Linked DNA regions of Homo sapiens: region 1 is linked to region 2. Evidence: read pairs that join two places in POLR2A ChIA-PET (ENCODE). Cell type or tissue: OCI-LY7. All regions are shown on one strand. Each heading gives the region's core, and the rest is flanking DNA. Links, peaks and the distances in the headings are about the cores only.

Region 1 (4,391 bases), core at 169-4,168, 120 kb before region 2:
TTTGTAAGTAACTAAAACACAACCAACAGACTGACCTAACAACAAAAGTTCACACTAAAAGTCCAGGGTAATTCAGGCTCCAGGCTTGGTTTGATTTAGCAGATCACCAATGTCATTAAAGCTGACTTTGATGTGAGATGGCTGCCAACAATTCCCAGAGCTACATAAGTCCTTGTCCATATCCAGATAGACAAAGGTCATTTCTACAAGCCTCTCTCTCAGGAGCCCCTAGAGAACCTCTGTTAATCTAAACTGAGTCATATGCCTACAGTGGCTATGTGGGGCCTTGCCCAGTGCCCCTCTTCCCTGCAGATACACCCATCCTTCAGCTGCAGGGGATATTACTGCTCTCAGCCTCAGGAAACCATTTCATGTTCTCCTAGGGTACAGCCTGAGGCCAGTGACAGGCTGATGTGGGAATACACTTCAACTTAGGACAACTCTGAAGGGCTAGCCCAGCTCCTGGGCTCCCAGTGGGACCAGAGAAAGCCTTCATTGTAACTACCCAGCAACTATTTTGCTGGTCAGCTTCTCTCTACACCCAACCCTGTCTTCTTTACTTCCTCACAGTTGTATGTCCTGAGAACACTTTTCAATAAACCATCTGCATGCCATGCACAGTAGTGCATGCCTATATTAGGTACAGATGCAATTCTGTACCAGCTACTCAGGAGGCTGAGGCAGAAGGATTGCTTGAGCCCAGGCATTCAAGTCCAGCCTGGGCAACATAGCAAGACCGTGTTTCAATATTTAAAAAAAAGAAATAAGAAAAAATAAAAATGAAAAAAAAAAACCCTTCTGCATGCAACTTTCCATCTTAAATTCTGTTTCTGGAGAACTCAATCTAAGATAGTGCTCACTTCTGAATCAATAAGTGTGACAAGATGTGGGACTATGCTGATAAATTAGGATTAATTGCATGCCCTATCCTAGAGTTGGAATCAACCTCTGTTGCTTAGAAATTAGCATTATAGTCTAGCGTGTCAGAGCTGGAAGAGTTTCAAAGATCATGCAGTCCTTCTCCTTTAGCTAATAGAAGACACAGAGAGGGGATGGAACCCACCTAAGTTACACAGTTAAACTAGGACCCAGACCCGGATGTCTTTATTCCAGAGCGGAGTTCTTTCCACTGTAACCCATTTCCCATTTTTGGTCATTAAGCAGAAATGGCAATCCATCTATCTCAAAGTGACAGGACTGCCTGTCTAACGGACCTCAACATTCTCACAAATAGGTGGTAGACAATCTCTGCACCCCATTCCTTTTCAGCAGCCTAATTTATAGACATATTTTTATTTTATTCCACTCAGGATTTAAAAATATTTTTTGAAAGAGTAATGTGTTCATATGGTTCAAAAAATATTTTTAAGTATAAAAAGGTATGCACTAAAAAGTTTCACTCCTACTTCTTCCTCATCCCACCTACTCCCCTCCCACAGGTAATTTCTCTTATTCAGTTTCTTATGAACCATAACAAGAACTTTGAAATCAATTGTTCTGATTACCAAAACAGTCTGGAGGAGTGGCGATACTGCGATGTAGAGAGCCTCAGTGAATGAAAGAATGAAATATTGACCAAGTCCAAATTCAGTGTTCTTTCCATAATATCACCATGCTTTTAAAAAGACCTGAGGTGTGTGGTGAGAGCTTAGATACCAGAAGTAGGATGAAAGGTGTAAGTTAGCCTGGAAGACAGGCTGAGCTATTGAACCAGGGCCCTTTAAATTCCCTGACTTGACAGAGCCTGCAGAGGGGCTGATTGGCCCGAGCTGTGAAGAGAAGAGGAACTCAACAGGCAGGTGTTTGCATTGAAATAGGACTTGACTCATCCTGCATCTTCATGTAATACACCTAGTCTGTCACAAAGCCTTGTCAAGTCTTCTTGTGAAATATTTACCCTATCTGTCCCTAACTTTCTCTTCTCACAACAAAAAAACATACTCCAGACTTCAGTCAACTCACACATGGGTTATTGACACAGGCTTTTTTTTTTTTTTTTTTTTTTTGAGAGGAAATCCCACTCTGTTGCCCAGGCTGGAGTGAAGTGGCACGATCTTGGCTCACTGCAACATCCACCTCCGAGGTTCAAGCAACTCTCCTGCCTCAGCCTCCTGAGTAGCTGGGATTACAGGCGTGTGCCACCACGACCAGCTAATTTTTGTATTTTTAATAGAGACGACAGGGTTTCACCATGTTGGCCAGACTGGTGTCAAACTCCTGACCTCAAGTGATCTGCCCGCCTCAGCCTCCCAAAATGCTGGGATTACAGGCGTGAGCCACTGTGCCCGGCCGCCACAGGCTTTTAATTGGTCTCCTGGTACAGAAATAGCTTTAACCTAAATGAGCATGTATTGCATCCAGTTTCCATTTATAGCTTATATGTAAATTACGTTGGTCCTTTAAAAAGCCTAGTTCTTTCAACTTCCAACTCCATATAGTGGCAACAACTCCATTAGCGTGTTAGTTAAAAGGGTCAAAGAAGATTTGCTCCAGCTCAGAAACAAGGCTGATCACCAGAAAGATGAGACTTGCCCAGCAAATGAATAAACAAATTGTTTATCCATTGTTAATTGTTTATCCATTATTTTCCCACTGTTGCCGGGCGCAGTGGCTCACACCTGTAATCCCAGCACTTTTGGAGGCCAAGGTGGATGGATGACCTGAGGTCAGGAGTTTGAGGCCAGCCTGGTCAACATGGCGAAACCCTGTCTCTACTAAAAATACAAAAAAATTAGCCGAGTGTGGTGGCACATGCCTGTAATCCCAGCTACTCGGGAGGCTGAGGCAGGAGGATTACTTGAACCCAGGAGACGGAGGTTGCAGTGAGCTGAGATCGCACCCTCTGCGCTCCAGCCTGGGCGACAAGAGCAAAACTCAGTGTCAAAAAAACAAAAAACAAAACAAAACAAAAAAAAACAAATTGTGGTATATTCATACACTGGAATACTAATCAGTAAAAAGAAGGCCAGGCACAGTGGCTCACACCTGTAATCCTAGTGCTTTAGGACTGAGATGGAAGGATCACTTGAGGCCAGTAGTTTGAGACCAACCTGGACAACGTGGTGGGACTCTGTCACTACAAAAAATAAAAGAGAGAAAGAAAGAAAGAAGAAATGAGCTACTGATGCACCCAACAACCCAGATAAATCTCAAAACATCATGTTGAGTAAAAGAAGTCAGATATAAGAGAATACATGCAGTATGAGTCCATTCATATGAAGTTCAAGAACAGGTAAAATAATCTATGGAGGCTAGATGCAGTGGCTCACGCCTGTAATCCCAGCACTTTTGGAGGCAGAGATGGGAGGATCACCTGAGGTTAGGAGTTAGAGACCAGCCTGGCCAATATGGTGAAACCCTGTTTCTAGTAAAAATACAAAAAAGCCGGGCATGGCGGCAGGCGCCTGTAATCCCAGCTACTTGGGAGGCTGAGGCAGGAGAATTGCCTGAACCCAGGAGGCGGAGGCTGCAGTGAGCTAAGATGGCACCACTGCACTCCAGCCTGGTGACAAGAGCAAGACTCTGTCTCAAACAATCATCATCATCATCATCATCATTATCATCTATAGGGATATAATTTAGAATAAGGGTTGTCTCTGATAGGCATTGGAAGGAACACGGGGATGCGATAGCAGTACTTTCTATCTTGACTGAGGGACTGGTTATACAGGTGTATACTTTTGTCAAAACTCATTAACCGTATGCTTGAGATCTGTGTGTTCCACTGTAACTGTTCCCCAATGAGGGGGAGAGAGAAAGAGAGTCCAGGCACGGTAGCTCATGCCTCTAATCCCAACACTTTTGGTGGCCGAGGCAGGAGGGTTGATTGAGCCCAGAAGTTCAAGACCAGCCTGGGCAACATAGGGAGACCCCCATCTCTACAAAATAATAATAATAATAATAATAATAATAAATAATAAAATTGGCCAGGCGTGGTGGGATGCACCTGTAGTCCCAGCTACTTGGGAGGCTGAGGTGGGAGGATTGCTTGAGCCCAGGAGTTTGAGGTTGCAGTGATCACACCACTTTACTCCAGGCTGGACAACAGAGCGAGACCCTGTCTCAAAAAAAATAATTTAAAAAGCCCAAATATTGGTAAAAAACAGAGGCTTCCTAGTAGTCTCCTACTTTTTCTCAATTCCTTACTGAAAAACATCTGAAGAAAATGGAAAATTAGGAATCCCCAACACCATAAAAAGTCTGAAAGAAATCTGATGCCAGAGTCTTGGCAGCATTTCTGTTTTCTGTTCTTCTAATGTGCATGTTGCAGCTGTATTAAGAAACACTGACCCAATTTAGAGCACACATTATACTCACCTGAATTTTATGAGCGGATGCCTGAGAAAAGGAAAGAATGCCCTTGGCTGCTCCCACACCATCTGTCCTCTGCC
Region 2 (4,346 bases), core at 1-4,000:
AAGGCTATCCTCCTGAAGACATCTTTAATCTAGTGGGCAAGAAGGTCCTGGTCACTGTTGAAGAGGATGACACCATCATGGAAGAATTGGTAGATAATCATGGCAAAAAAATCAAGTCTTAAAAATAAAGTGCCATTCTCTGAATTCTCAGTTCCCTTGCTGATGCTGTCAGGTGTGTTTGAGTGAGGCGAGGGCAGGAATGGCGGTCTCCAGGGACCTGGCTGTCATCCACCTCCACCTGCTCCTTAGACAGCAGATGTTTCTGGGCTAGGCCCTGTGTCAGCCCACTGGAGACAGAAAAAGATCCAGTGATGCAATCTCTCCTTCAAGTTGGCCAGCTTAGTGCACTGGCCAACAGTGCATTATAAACAGAGCACCAGAAGAAGGGGTGGTTCCAAACAAAGTCCATATCCTCCAGTTGCTGGGTGGCTGCAGAGAGGGGTGAGAGCTGGCTGCACATGTCCTTTCCTTTAAGCCTTCATTCTCACTTCCTTACAGCCCTTTACTTCTCCATTGTCTTTATCCCTTTCCTGCCCTTGGCCTCTGTGTTTAGTTGGCATTGTATAGCAGTCACTCCACATCAGAGAAAGGACTGGTCAAAGGATCTTGTAGGCAGAAAATGCTGAAAGCACTCCTTTCAGAGCAAAGAGAGGGAAATGGCATGTGTTCCTTCTCTGAACAAATATTGAGGGCCATCTTTGTGCCAGGCACTGCTTTAGGCACAGAGTATATGGCCATGAACAAGCCCCAATCCCTTCCTCAGAGAACTTCCATTCAGATGGGGGCAGATGCATAAAAATCCATAGCATAGTGATTCAGTCACACAATATGTTAGAAGGTGGTATGTGAGCCAGGCGTGCTTGTGTGAGCCTGTAATCCCAACTACTTAGGAGGCTGAGGTGGGAGGATTGCTTGAGACCAGGAGTTCAAGCTATAATACGATCTTGGATGGGAACAGGTGGGAGTCAGGGTTTGTTTACACGTAAGTGAGAACTTTAATGAGTTATCTTCAGAAGCAGTGAATGCCCCATCCCTGGAGATAGTTAATCAGGGAGCAGCTGACTACTACCAGAAGGCTGCGTAAGGAATAAGATATGAGTAAAGGCCCTTCTGGGTCTGGGTGCTAGGGACTTGAAGCAACATGAACTGGAGGGAGCTGTGATGTGGACACGCTGAAATCGGTGGGGAGGAAGCGGAAGATTCAAGGGACCTCAAGAGACAGAAGAGTCAGGACTGGATGACTCCCATTCATTCACAAATGTTTACTGTGTGCCTACTATGTGTCAGGTTCCTGTGCTGTACGAGGGAGAAGGTTCCCAGGCTGCGGATGATGTATTCAGGATGCTGAGGGCTTACCTGTGGGGGTATCACTGGGTGCTAGGGACTTGAAGCAACATGAACTCCCAGTGAAGACCATGGTTAAAAGGGACATTATTCACATTTTATTAAACCAAATATTAGAAAATTGCTGTCATTTAAAAATATCTGCAAGCAATTTGCCATATCAATAAAGAAATGTCTACAGATTCAAGTCTGAAAGAGAAGAAGGTAAGTGATCAGTAACCCTTACAGACATGGAAACCAAGGAAGCCTCATTCCTGTGCTGAGAATATTCTAGTAGCTCCTGCTGCTGCCACATGGCAGCTGGGAATACCAGTAGTCTCAGCACTCGGTCAGTACCGTGCAAGCTCCCTTGGGAATGCTGATAAATCCTGGCATGATACAGCAGTATATATGTTTTTTTTGTTTTTTTTGAGACAAGAGTCTTGCTCTGTCCCCAGGCTGGAGTGCAGTGGTGCAATCTCAGCTCACTGCAATCTCCGCCTCCTGGGTTCAAGCAACTCTCTTGCCTCAGCCTCCCTAGTAGCTGGGATTACAGGCATGCACCACCACGCCCAGCTAATTTTTGTATAGGACTATAGTTTTAAGGCAAGTTTATAACCTTTGGCTCATTTGAGCCTCACAGCACTTGGTAGGTAGTGCTATTATCCCCATTTTATAGATGGCACTGAGAAGTAAAAAGTGACTAGCCCTGGTCACACAATTGATATGGACTGAAACTGCCGCTTTCTGGCTATCACGGGCCTTGACACAGCTAGTTTGTGACCTTTACAGTCTAGCTCTGTCTCTGCTACATGAATCCCAAATTTTTGAATCAAGTTCCCCTCTGGGCCATAAGGCCTCATCTCAGACCCCCAAGGAAGGCAGTCCAAAGGTAGACTCAAGTCTCGCAGAGTAACCAGGCACTAGGAAAGCATCATGGGCAGTAGCTCCACGAGAGGGGCCAGAGCACCAGGCACTGGCCAGAGACCAGCTGCATTCACCCTGAGCAGTAGGGCCTGGTGGCCATGAGCACAGACCTGGAACTCACAGCCTGGGCCCAGACTCCAGCTCCACCACTAGCTGTGCGACCTTGGGCAAGTGACTCTGGGTCTCCATTTTGCCATGTGTAGAATTGGGAAAACTTTCTACCCTCTAGGGCTGATGAAAGGATCAGATGAGTTTAGTCGTAAAGCATTAAAACAGTGCATTATAAACTATTAAGAGCTGTTATTACTTGGCCCCTGCAGCTGTGGGTCTGGGAAGAGGTCTTGGTCATCAGGGATGGGCAGAAATGTTGGGGTCAAGTGTATTCATCTTCCCTCTGTCAGGAACACCCTCTGCCTGTCACAATTCAGTTTGGGCCATTCCTAATAGAATTAATTTCCCCTTTTTCTCAGGATTCCTGCAGCATAGTGCTTAAAACTCTGTCCAGCCAGAGTTTTAAAGTCTTTGGTTAGAAGTTAAGGTGTTTGCAAGGTTCTGTCTGCCTGGTATTCTGCTACATTGTCTCATATCAAAAGTGCCATTTTTAACTCAAAAACTATTGAAAATTGTCAGTTTTATATGGTTCAAACTAATGCACTGAAAGTCTATTTAAACCACGAGGATTCGGCGACCTTGGCCTCCCACCAAGCACCTATGAAGATGCTTTAACAGAATATAACTTCAAAACCGTCTAGGGAATTGACAAAACAGGACGCAGAACCTTCAGAACGGAGACACAAATCCCTGGAAAGAAGCCTCCCACTCCCTGCTAGCGAAGGTGGCCTCCTGTGAGGGCCTACTGTTTTCTACCTCTGTCACTTCATTCCAGACAGCTGGGCACTCTGGGTTTCCTTGGCAACATCTGGATCTAAGGGTGCTCTTACCCTTTTTGTCCCAAGACAGTTGGGAAACACCACCCCCTTTGGTTGCTTAGCAACTGTCACCTGCTGATTCCTTCCCAAAATCCCCTGAGAAATGAGTAAGCAGGTTGAAAGCTGGGCCTAAGGGCTGGGCCAGGGGACAGGTCAGATGCTTGCCTGGGGGTGGGTGAACGGGGCACACGTCTGGCCCCCCTATATCACCCCGGGGTAACTTTACGCAGCTCTGCTTTCTTTCAGGACCTCAGACTCCCCAGATGAGATCTGGCTGGGTGACCTGTGAGGCCCGCCTAACTCAGCTCTTCTGTTACTCAGTGATAGGCACCTGCTGGTTATTAATTCACTGCTTGGGAGGGAAGGGGCTTTCTGGGAACTTTTCAGGGTGGAGAGAGTATAGGACAAAGCTGCCCTTCCAAAGCCTCCAATTTAGTTGGAAAGACAGGTCCCAGATTTGTGGCTCTGATAGTGAGATTCTTGTTCCTTGGTTAGACTTCCTGGCGCAGGTAAGCCTGCGGAAGACTGAGACAGGTGAAAAGACTTTTCTGCATGAATGTGCTGGCAGCAGAGAGGTGTGGAGGTGGAACTATGCGACACATTTCTGACTGGAGAGTCTCTAAGAAGAGTGGTAGGAGCTAGGTGAGGATAAGTAATTTTGGGCAGACTAGACAAGCCTTGAATGCTAAGGTGAGGCGCTTGTATTTTTTTTTGTTATTTCATGGAAACTCCTGGAAGCCTTTTCATAGCTGAGGGGTTAAGTGAAGTTTTAGGAAGATCACTCTAGTTTTAGGGTGGAAGATGAGGACTGGGAGAGGGTTCAGACCAGGAACTGCTAAGAAGCTCTTGCAGCTTCTGGAGGGAGCTGTGATGTGGACACGCTGAAATCGGTGGGGAGGAAGCGGAAGATTCAAGGGACCTCAAGAGACAGAAGAGTCAGGACTGGATGACTCCCATTCATTCACAAACGTTTACTGTGTGCCTACTATGTGTCAGGTTCCTGTGCTGTACGAGGGAGAAGGTTCCCAGGCTGCGGATGATGTATTCAGGATGCTGAGGGCTTACCTGTGGGGGTATCACTTTGAAGGAACTGGATTAAAGTAGTGTAAGTGATGGTGGGGTGAGGGTGCGGAGGTCTGATGAGAGGGCAGCAGCAGACTTGTTTAG

The links. Peaks named below come from ENCODE experiments on the same cell type or tissue, not always from the same donor. Only the 100,000 strongest peaks of a DNase experiment are listed, where the experiment ranks them.
Region 1: POLR2A ChIA-PET joins it to region 2 with 7 read pairs; 1 of 35 experiments calls an interaction of 5 or more read pairs at or near these places.

The regions. Positions count from the first base shown.
Region 1 is chr9:97,964,901-97,969,291 of GRCh38, forward strand. No RefSeq gene overlaps it. Among named protein-coding and RNA genes, the nearest start is that of ANP32B, 16 kb to the right of the region's middle. In OCI-LY7, for the core only: no CTCF peak of the experiment used is centred there; a DNase peak (open chromatin) is centred at 1,781.
Region 2 is chr9:98,082,934-98,087,279 of GRCh38, forward strand. It overlaps NANS (N-acetylneuraminate synthase), which reads left to right. Exons shown (of 6, transcript NM_018946.4): 6 at 1-144. The coding sequence ends at 122. It overlaps TRIM14 (tripartite motif containing 14), which reads right to left. Exons shown (of 6, transcript NM_014788.4): 6 at 1,420-4,346. Among named protein-coding and RNA genes, the nearest start is that of NANS, 28 kb to the left of the region's middle. RefSeq lists an enhancer at 4,000-4,346. In OCI-LY7, for the core only: no CTCF peak of the experiment used is centred there; no DNase peak of the experiment used is centred there; H3K27ac peaks cover 629 bases.